Linked DNA regions of Homo sapiens: region 1 is linked to region 2. A link is a loop called in an ENCODE intact Hi-C map of the cell type or tissue named here. Cell type or tissue: HepG2. All regions are shown on one strand.

Region 1 (5,000 bases), 230 kb before region 2:
TCGTCATTAATTCATGGATACGCCTACTTGATAGTCTTTAAGGATGACTGCTCCAAGGTATAGCCAGCTCGCTGGCCAGCCCATCTACCCATCCACTTACCGATTCACCCATCCACCCACCCATCTACACACTGCCCACCCATCTACCCATCCACCTACCCATCTACCCAGCTAGCCATCTACACAATCACCCACCCATCTACCCATCTACCTACCCATCCACCTACCCATCTAGCTATCTACCCGTTCACCCACCTATCTACCCATCTACCTACTGATCCACCTACCCACCAACCCATCCACTCATCCACCTACCCATTTACTCATTCACCTGCCCAGGTAACCATCCACCTACCCATCCACTCATCCACCATCCACCTGCCTATCTGTCTGTCTATCTATCTATCTATCTATCTATCTATCTATCTATCTACCTAATCAGTCATTTATCTGCTGGTGCCTTAAGCGGTTATGTCTGTAGCTGCAGGAAACCATCCTCAGACTCCCTCCTGGGGACCAAGACAGCCACCGACGGAGCTCTGCCCAGGGCTGTGGACAGGCACCAAGCTTTTCTCTTGGTTAGCTCCCCCACGTCACAGTGCCTGAACCAGTGACCCCAGCTTCCCTTGTTTAGAGGAGCCAAACTCCTCTAAACAGATGAACAGCAGCAGCAAAGAGGATTGAACACCCCTCTGTCCCTCACCAGCCCTGAGTGGCTGTGACGAGCTGGGCTCGAGACTTACCAGGTGCTTGGTGAGGTCCCAGCTGTGGATGATCCTGGCCAGAATCACTGAGGCATCATCTTGGTGGCAGATGTCACAGTAATAGAGGCCAGAGAAGGCACAGAGCTTGGGTCGTACAAAGAAGCCGATCTGCTGGAAGCAGCCTGGGAGATGGGTAGAGAGTGAGTGGTATGGCCAGAGTCAGCTCCTAGTAACTTGGGAGCTTCTGTGGTGGAAAGGATCTGTTAATTTTTTTTAAAGGTAGGCACAAAGTCAAGAATAACCACCACTCATATTTCCACCACTCAGAACTCCCCCTACTAATTAATCTTTACAACAACACACTGTAAGAACTATCATTATTTTACAGCTGAAGAAATGGGTGCTCAGAGAGGTTAGGAAACCTGTCCGGTCACATAGTGATGAAGTGGTGTGGCTGGCATTCAGATCTGGGTTTGCCTGCTTCCTTGGTTTGCCTGCTTCCTGGGGAAGGCACACATGCTTGGTCTAATGCCCCCAGGCAGCCCCCGCACAGGGGCATAAGAGCTTCCGGGTGGTACACTGGAGGCAGATGGGTAGGTGACCAGGAGGGTCCCAGGTGGGTTCCATCTGCAGGGACCAGGCCTTTCAGAAGGCAGCTCTGAAGTCCTGTTTTCCATTGCTAAAGGGGCAGCGTGTTCCCACAAGTGTTATAAAACCCCATTCCAGAATGTCATCATAATCGTGCGCAGTCATTCAGGGAAGCACTTCTGGAAAAGTACTATATTGTCTCAAAACTGCCTACAGGCAGGTGAAAAATACTGTTTCACCTGTCAAATAGGAAAATATTTCCCTGAAAACTACGCTGTGCAAGTGATGATTATAGAGAACTCTTGATTCCACCTGTAGCTCCGAGCAAATCCAGCCCGATGAAGCCCCAGGTGTTTTAAATGGTCCTTCCAAAGGTCTTTACCCTCAGTAGTTGGTTTATGTAACAGCTCTGAGGGGCTTGACCAGATCTACTATTTGTTTTGTTTTGTTTTGTTTGTTTGTTTGTTTGTTTTGAGATGGAGTCTCCCTTTGTCGCCCAGGCTGGAGTGCAGTGGCGCGATCTCGGCTCACTGCAGCCTCAGCCTCCTGGGTTCAAGTGATTCTCCTATCTCAGCCTCCCGAGTAGCTGGGATTACAGGCACCCGCCACCATGCCCAGCTAATTTTTGTATTTTTATGTTGGCCAGGCTGGAGGATCTGCTATTTGTTTAATGTCCTCCAGTGCTTCCTTTTTTTTTTTTTTTTTTTTTGAGACAGAGTCTTGCTCTGTCACCCAGGCTGGAGTACAGTGGTATGATCTCAGCTCACCGCAACCTCTGACTCTTGGGCTCAAGTGCCTCGGCCTCCCCAGGAGCTGGGATTACAGACGTGCACCACCACACCCAGCTGATTATTGTATTTCCAGTAGAGATAGGGTTTTGCCATGTTGGCTGGTTCCAGAGCCTGTGTTCTGCTCCATTACCCTTGTTGCCTGTGTCTAGTGTCCCTGCTGCTGGCTCAGCAATGCCAGCCTCCTCTAGGTCCACCCGTCCACTCGGGCCCCAGAATGGAAGCAGCAGAGTAGGGGCTGTGGCGAGCAATAAGTGGCTGGGGGACAGGGGCCGCGGTCAGGGCTGGCCACGGGAAGCAGACAGGCAGCCAGCAGGGGGCAGGGCAGTCTGCACAGTGTCTGATGCCTCAGGACTGTGGAGCAAGGCTGGCTTTGGCCCCCTTGGTTGGATAGTTCTTACAGTGTAGAGGTGTCTCCACAGCGGGGGGCCAGTGGGAGCGGCCAGTGGGTGTGCCCTGGGCAAAAGGCAAAGGCCCTGACTCCCCCAGGGGCAGGCAGAAGGGTCCCTGGGCCTTGGGACCAGAGGGCGGGCTCTGCTGCTCACTAGCTGCCTCACCCTGACCTTCACCTAATTTCTTCAAGCTTCCATTTCAGTGTCTGTAAAATTCAGCTACTACCAGCTATTTTTGTGGGGTTATTACAAAGCTTAAATGAGACAAGGTTCTGCAAGTACTGTGCAAATTATGAAATACAACCCAGATGCCAGTGGTTGGTGTCTGCCACTGAGCCATGCCTGCTGGGTAGAAAGGAAACCCAAGCTCCCTTGTCTCTAAAAACAAAAACAAAAACAGAAACAAAAAATAAAAACAAAACCCCACAAGACTCCAGACCTAGTCATCAGAGTAGCTCATGAGATGAAACCAGTTTTCCAACTTTGCTTTGTAGATATCCTGGTTCTAGAACTGAATGGAGCTTGGTGAATAATCAAGAAACTACACAGTCAGGTTCTTTGCAGAATTGCTTTTTCTGAGCTGAGACATGAGGTCATGCTGCTGGCCTTCATCATAATAATGCCACCTGAAGCAGCCCCATTAAACCTCCCTGGAGGTGTTTTGCAGGGTACCTGACTTGTCCTTCTAGATCCCATGTTCACAGAGCTACACACAAGAAATTTAAGAGCGAAGGGTTAGGAAAAAGCTTTGATTCCCTCAACATCTGGGTGGGTTTTATTATTTTTTCAACAACAAAGAGACATGCACCTGATAGCCCCTCTCTTTTCACCTTACCTAGCAGGAAAGTCAGAGCTAAATTTTCTTCAGCAACCACACCTTAGCACCTGTACATCATCTGCCCCCTAATTCCTCTCCATCTTGAGTCCCATCTCTAACTTGTTTTTTGTGGTCCTGGCTTTTCAGTGAATTTGCCAGTTCACCACGTGTGTTTCTGTTGTGATCTGCCTCAAACCTTCTAGGGACTGAGGTCAGGGTAAGAGTAGTTTAAAAACAAGATAAGACGTGGACAGTGAAGGGTGTGGCATTGGGAGTACCCATCCTGGGTCTTCTCTCCCTTCCTGTGGGGGTAACCTGGTAGTCTTGCCCACTGCCCCGGTTTATTCACTGGGGATGCAGTCCAGACAGAAATGGGGCTTTGGCTCAGGGACAGGGAAGGGCACCTGGGGAGAAAGAGGTTTCCCAACCAGGCCTGTCACAGTAAGCAGCCAAGGACACGGAGCCTCCTGTCTCTCTCAGGCTGGGACGAGGGCTGCCATTCTAGGCATGAGAATTTCCTCTTCCAGAGGCCCTACTCCTCACCACCCTCCAGGGCAAGGATTATTATTAACTCAGCTCCTGGAGGGGGAACTGCAGAATCTGTGATGCTAGAAACACAGGACAGGTCCCCTGGGGCGGGGATGCAGCTTTGGCCTTGAGCCCTGAGAATGGTAGCCCCAATTCTTCCCAGGTCCTCCTACTTGGGGCTTGCCTACAGTAAGGGTCCCAGAGCACTGCCAGCAACTGCACCAATATCACCTCTCTGGCTCTGGACTCTTACCTCTATTAATACAGCCAAAAGCTGCACTCAGTGTTGGCTCATAGGGAATTAAGGGTCAAAAACCCCCAGGTCATTTCCAGGTCACTAGTTTCAGAGGGCTGGCAGGCATCACTAAGCCCCTTCCCTCCTTCTCCCCACCCCCACCACTCACCTCCAGCACGTTCTTCTTACTGGATTTGTTTTAGGGGCCCAGCAGAGAGTGGTGCTCTTCAGCTCCACTGTGTAGTCGGGGGTAGAAAACTTGGAAGGCTGCCTCTGTGGGAGAGGGAGGAAGGTCACAGGGAGCCCTCGGCTCAGATGTGTCTGCTGTGGCACTCTGACTCCAGGAATAGGATGGGCATGGCCAGGAAACAACTCTGGGGAAAGAGCTCCAAGGGTTCCTGAACCCAGAGACCCTGATCTGTGAGGCCCAGAGGGAGGGGGCGTTAACCAAAGCAGTCCCTCCCTCATCTCAGCATGGTTGGGGAGGGGGCAGCGACCCTTGCCCTTAGAGGGAGAGTGGGTTTGGGAGTCAGATAAACTGGGTTCAGAGCTTGACTGTACCATTTACAAGCTGGGTGACCCTAGCCAAATCCCCTCATCTCCCTGAGCCTCAGTTTCCCCATCTGTAAAATGAAGATAGCCCCTCAGGTAAGTGAGGAGGTCATGTGGCACCTGGCCGGGCAGTGCTCATTGAACAGCGATTCCTTCCCATCCCTAATGCCTGGTGGTGCCCCCAGATCTGCAGGCAGGCCCTGAAGTTTCTGATGCAGATCTGGGCCCAGCCCCTCATCAACCTGCAGATGGCAAACGCATCTCTGTACGAGCATGTGGAGCGGATGCACCTCATCGGGAGGAGCTGGGAGCAGCTAAAGCTCCTGGGGGATTACCTGGGCCCGTGCTGGAGCGGTGCCCTGAAGGAGCTCAGGAGGAGGTGAGCACCCTTTACGT
Region 2 (5,000 bases):
TGGGAACCCCAGAGGAGGAAGCACCTGTTTTTGCCCTAACTTAGGGAAGGGCTTTGGATTCTCCGCCATTCAGAATGAGTCACTGTGAGACTGCGGAGCGGATTTTACTCATCCCCCAGGAATGGACCCTTGGAAGGCTCCAGAATGACTAGCCTCAAGTGTTCTGTCTCAGGCACGGGGCATTTTCCCCCACTCCACGTCTGCAGTCACTTCCTCTCTGGACACATCCTGTTTCTGGGAGCAGGCGGCATGCCAAGCAGATTGCAGCCTCTGAGCAGACGGGCGGAGACATCCTTCCTCTTATTTCTAGTACCTAATCCCATCTTCCTTCCCAGTCAGAGATATCGATCAGCATCTCTGCTTTTCCCAGGTCCCTGCACGCCAGGGAGGGAGAGTAGAGAAGGAACATGTTTCTATTGGCAACTCCAACTTATTGGAAGTGCTTAGAAACCTCTGCTGATTTCTCACCAGCTTCTGAAGCACAGGTAATCAAGAGAAGATCTAGGGCAAGGAGCCATCTATTCATTCACTCAGTAAATATTTATTAAGTGCCTACTATGTGCCAAGCCCTGTTCTGGATGCCAGGCTACGGTTGTAAACAAAACATAGAAATCAATGTCCTCATAGCAATTACGTTCTGCTGGGAGGGACAGCTGATAAACAAGATAAAAGATATAAAAATTATAGCATGTGAGATAGTGATAAATGCTGAGCAAAGAAAAAAAGCTGGGAAAGCAATATGTAATGTCAGGCATTGGGGAAGTATGAAATGTCAAACCAGGGGGCTGGGAAAGTCCTTGCTGAGAAAGGAAATTTCGAGTAGAGACTTGACAGAGGCAAGGGAGTGAGCTGGCAGTTAGCTGGGGCAAGGGCATTCTAGGCAGTGGGAAGAGAAAGTGTAAAGTTCCTGAGATTAAGAGCTCACCTGGGCAGTTTGATGAACAGGGGAAAGGCCAGTTTGATGAACAGCATGGCTGGAATGGAGTGAGGACGGGAGCGTCACAGGAGTTAAAGTCAGTGTGGCTAAAAGGAGCAGTATCTTGCTACAATTTGTGGGTGGTAGTATGGACTTTGGTTTGCACCCAGCATGATACAGGAAGCCACTGGAGGGTTTTAATGGAGAAGTGACAGGCTCTGATTTATGTTTGAACAGGATCTTTTGGGAAGCGGCACCGATAGTATCCTGAACAGGGTGAGAGCAGGATGTGGGAGCAGCAAAACCACTTAGGAGGGCACTGCAGGCCAGGCGCTGTGGCTCACCCCTGTAATCCCAGCACTTTGGGAGGCTGAGGTGAGTGGATCACTTGAGGTCAGGAGTTCAAGACCAGGCTGGGCAACATGGTGAAACCCCGTCTCTACTAAAAATACAAAAATTAGCCGGGCATGGTGGTGTGCACCTGTAATCCCAGCTACTGGGGAGGCTGAGGCAGGAGAATTGCTTGAACCTGGACAGCGGAGGTTGCAGTGAGTTGAGATCACTTCAGTGCACTCCAGTCTGGGAGACTACATCTCAAAATAAATAAATAAAATAAGAGAAAAAAAGTAAAAGGGCACTGCAGTAGGCTAGGAGAGAGAGAATGGTGGTTTGGACAGGTAGTGGTAGGGAGTGGTAAGCTGTGATTCCAGAATATTCTGAAGATAGAGCTCACAGGATCTGCTGATAGACCAGATGTGGAGCATGAGAAAATAGAGAAAAAGATATACCCATGTTTCCAGCCTAAATAAATGGAAGAACAGAGTTGCTGTTAGTAAAGATGGAAAACCCATAGGAAGAATTGGCTCAGGGCAGAATATCAGAAGCTGTTGGCCATGGAAAGGTGGAGATGCCCATTGGACATCCATGTGCAGCTGTCAAGCAGACTTTGGAGATAACGGTCTGTAGTTCAGAGGAGAGGTTCTGGCTAGAGGTACAAATCTGGAGTCATGCTTTCAGTGCTGGGACTGGTCAGGTTGGATTTTGTTTCATATGGTGAATATTTAAAAAATGTAATCTTTCAAAATTTATAGTATGTGACCCTTTAAAGATGTAAGTCAGATTATGGGATTTTTCTACTTTGAACCTTCAAATTATTTCCCTTTTCATTCAGTTTGAAAAGCAAAGTCTGAAGATAGTTTGGTAGCATCTATCAAAGTAAAACCTAGATGGCTAGGCATGGTGGCTCACACCTGTAATCCCAGTACTTTGGGAGGCCGAGGTGGGTAGATCATTTGAGGTCAGGAGTTTGAGGCCAGCCTGGCCAAAATGGCAAAACCCCGTCTCTACTAAAAATACAAAAATTAGCCGGGCATAGTGGTGGGTGCCTGTAATGCCAGCCACTCAGGAGGCTGAGGCAGGAGAATCGCTTAAACCCAGAAGGTGGAGGTTGCAGTGAGCCAAGATTGAGCCACTACACTTCAGCCGGGGTGACAGAGTGAGACTCCATCCCCCGCTACCAAAAAAAAAAAGTAAAACCTAAACCTAATAATCTCACCCTGAATGCATACTCATGTGTTCCAAATGACACAAATGAGAATGGTCATCGCAGCGTTTGAAATAGCCCCCAAACTGGAAACAACCCAAATATTGATCCATGGTAGAATGGACAAATCAATTGTGTTATATTTACACAGTGCAATATTACAGGGCAATGAAAAAAAATGAAGCATCACTATGCACGATAACATGGACAAATCTCATAACCATAACACTGAGGGAGTGAAGCCTGACACCAAAGGGTAATACTGTGTGATTCATAAGCACAAAGTTCAAAACAGGCAAAACTGATCCAGTGTGGACTGAAAGTCCAAAATCAAGTAATGACAGGAGGCGTGAAAGAGGCTTCAGGGTTGCTGGTAGTGGTTTTTTGTTTTTTGTTTTTTGTTTTGAGATGGAGTTTTGCTCTTTTGCCCAGGCTGGAGTGAAGTAGCGTGATCTCGGCTCACTGCAACCTCCGTCTCCTGGGTTCAAACGATTCACCTGCCTCAGCCTCCAAGTAGCTGGGATTATAGGTGCACGCCACCACGCCTGGCTAATTTTTGTATTTTTAGTAGAGATGGGGTTTCGCCATCTTGGCTAGGCTGGTCTCAAACTCCTGACCTCAGGTGATCCACCCGCCTCGGCCTCCCAAAGTCCAAGGGTTGCAAGTGTGAGTCACTGCGCCCGGCCAGGGTTGCTGGTAGTGTTCTTTTTTTTTTTTTTTTTTTTTTTTTTTAATCTCAGCTCACCTCAACCTCTGCCTCCCAGGTTCAAGTGATTCTCCTGCGTCAGCCTCCCGAGTAGCTGGGATTACAGGTGCGCACCACCATGCCCAGCCAATTTTTGTAATTTTATTAGAGACGGGGTTTCACCACGTTGGCCAGGCTGGTCTCAAACTTCTGACCTCAGGCGATCCTCCTGCCTTGGCCTCCCAAAGTGCTGGGATTACAGGCATGAGCCCCCACACCCAGCAAGCTGCTGTTAGCGTTTCATAGCTTGGTTGGGATGATGGTTTAAATGGGTGGGTTGGTGAAAAATCAGGCTGGGTGCAGTGACTCACCCCTGTAATCCCAGCACTTTGGGAGGCCAAGGCAGGAGGATCGCTTGAGCCCAGGAGTTTGAGACCAGCCTGGCAACAAGGTAAAACACTGTCTCTACAAAAAATACAAAAATTAGCCAGGTGCAGTGGTTTGCATCTGTAGTCTCAGGTACTCAGGAAGCTGAGGTGGGAGGATCACTTGAGCCCCAGAGGTAGAGGTTGCAGTGAGCCAAGATCCCACCACTGCATTCCAGCCTGGGTGACGAGAGTAAAACCCTGTCTCAAAAAAAAAAAAAAATGCACTGAGTTGTACACTTACGATGTTTCCTTTTCTCTATATGTGCTATATTCCATGAAAAGCTTACACAAAGTCCTTGTCTAAAAGGCTCCACATGATAATACCACTCCCTCTCCCTAATCATATTTCTGGTTGAATTCCAACTTTGTTCACTCCATTCTGTATTTTTTAATTTAGTTTTATTTCTTTAAGGCAGAGTCTCGCTCTGTTGCTCAGGCTGGAGTGCAGTGGCACAACCTTGGCTAACTGCAACCTCTGCCTCCCAGGTTCAAGTGATTCTCATGCTTCAGCCTCCCAAGTGGCTGTGGTCACATGCACGTGCCACCATGTGTGGCTCATTTGTTCACTCCATTCTTGCGACCCTTTTCTCATTGCTGTTCTCCGACAGAACACTGTTGGCTGTTTCCTCCTCTAGGATCTTGCATTTACAGCTCCATCTTCTCCCAGATATCCACATAGACTGCTCCCTTGCCTAATTCAAGTCTCTGCTTAAACTTAGCCTTATCAGAGAAGTCTCCCCAACTAACCTATGTGAAATAATGTCCTCTGCCACTCTTGTTCCCTTACCCTCCTTTATTTTTCTTTTCTAGAAAATTTAAAAACAATAGAATTTATTGTGCATAGTTCTAGAGGCTGGAAAGTCCAAAATCAAGGCATCAGCTGATTTGGTATCTGGGAAGGGCTTGTTCTCTGCTTCATAGAGGGTGCCTTCTTGCTACATACTCACATGGCTGACGGGCCTTTCTTTATTTTTCCTAAGGCTTTATCATCACTTTGCATGTTATGGGTTTATTTGTTCGTGTATTTATTGTCTATTTGTCTCACTAGAATCTAAGTCCATGAGAATAGATATTTTGTTTTTGTTCACTGTTTTATCCCAGTGGCCTGGCACATGGTAGATGTTCATAAAATATTTCCTGAATGAATGAAATGAAATATGAAGCAGCAGGCCAGGCGCAGTGACTCACGCCTGTAATCCCAGCACTTTGGGAGGCCAAGGCTGGCAGAGTACTTGAGGTCAGGTGTTCGAGACTAGCTGGCCAACATGGTGAAACCCCGTCTCTACTAAAAATACAAAAATTAGGCGAGTGTGGTGGAACACACCTGTAGTCCCAGCTACATGGGAGGCTGAGGCAGGAGAATTGCTTGAACCCAGGAGACAGAAGCTGCAGTGAGCCGAGATTGTGCCACTTGCACTCCAGCCTGGG

The links. Hi-C counts contacts between places; a loop is a spot of excess contacts. Peaks named below come from ENCODE experiments on the same cell type or tissue, not always from the same donor. Only the 100,000 strongest peaks of a DNase experiment are listed, where the experiment ranks them.
Region 1: a loop joins it to region 2, with 8 times the contacts of the local background. A loop is called at or near these places in 1 of 110 quality-filtered maps.

What each region holds. Positions count from the first base shown.
Region 1 is chr17:64,936,469-64,941,468 of GRCh38, reverse strand. No RefSeq gene overlaps it. Among named protein-coding and RNA genes, the nearest start is that of LRRC37A3, 19 kb to the right of the region's middle. In HepG2, a CTCF peak has its summit at 2,399 (motif pointing right); a DNase peak (open chromatin) is centred at 2,438.
Region 2 is chr17:64,702,482-64,707,481 of GRCh38, reverse strand. No RefSeq gene overlaps it. Among named protein-coding and RNA genes, the nearest start is that of SMURF2, 43 kb to the right of the region's middle. RefSeq lists an enhancer at 1-1,098. In HepG2, no CTCF peak of the experiment used is centred here; DNase peaks (open chromatin) are centred at 141, 1,091, 2,721 and 3,121.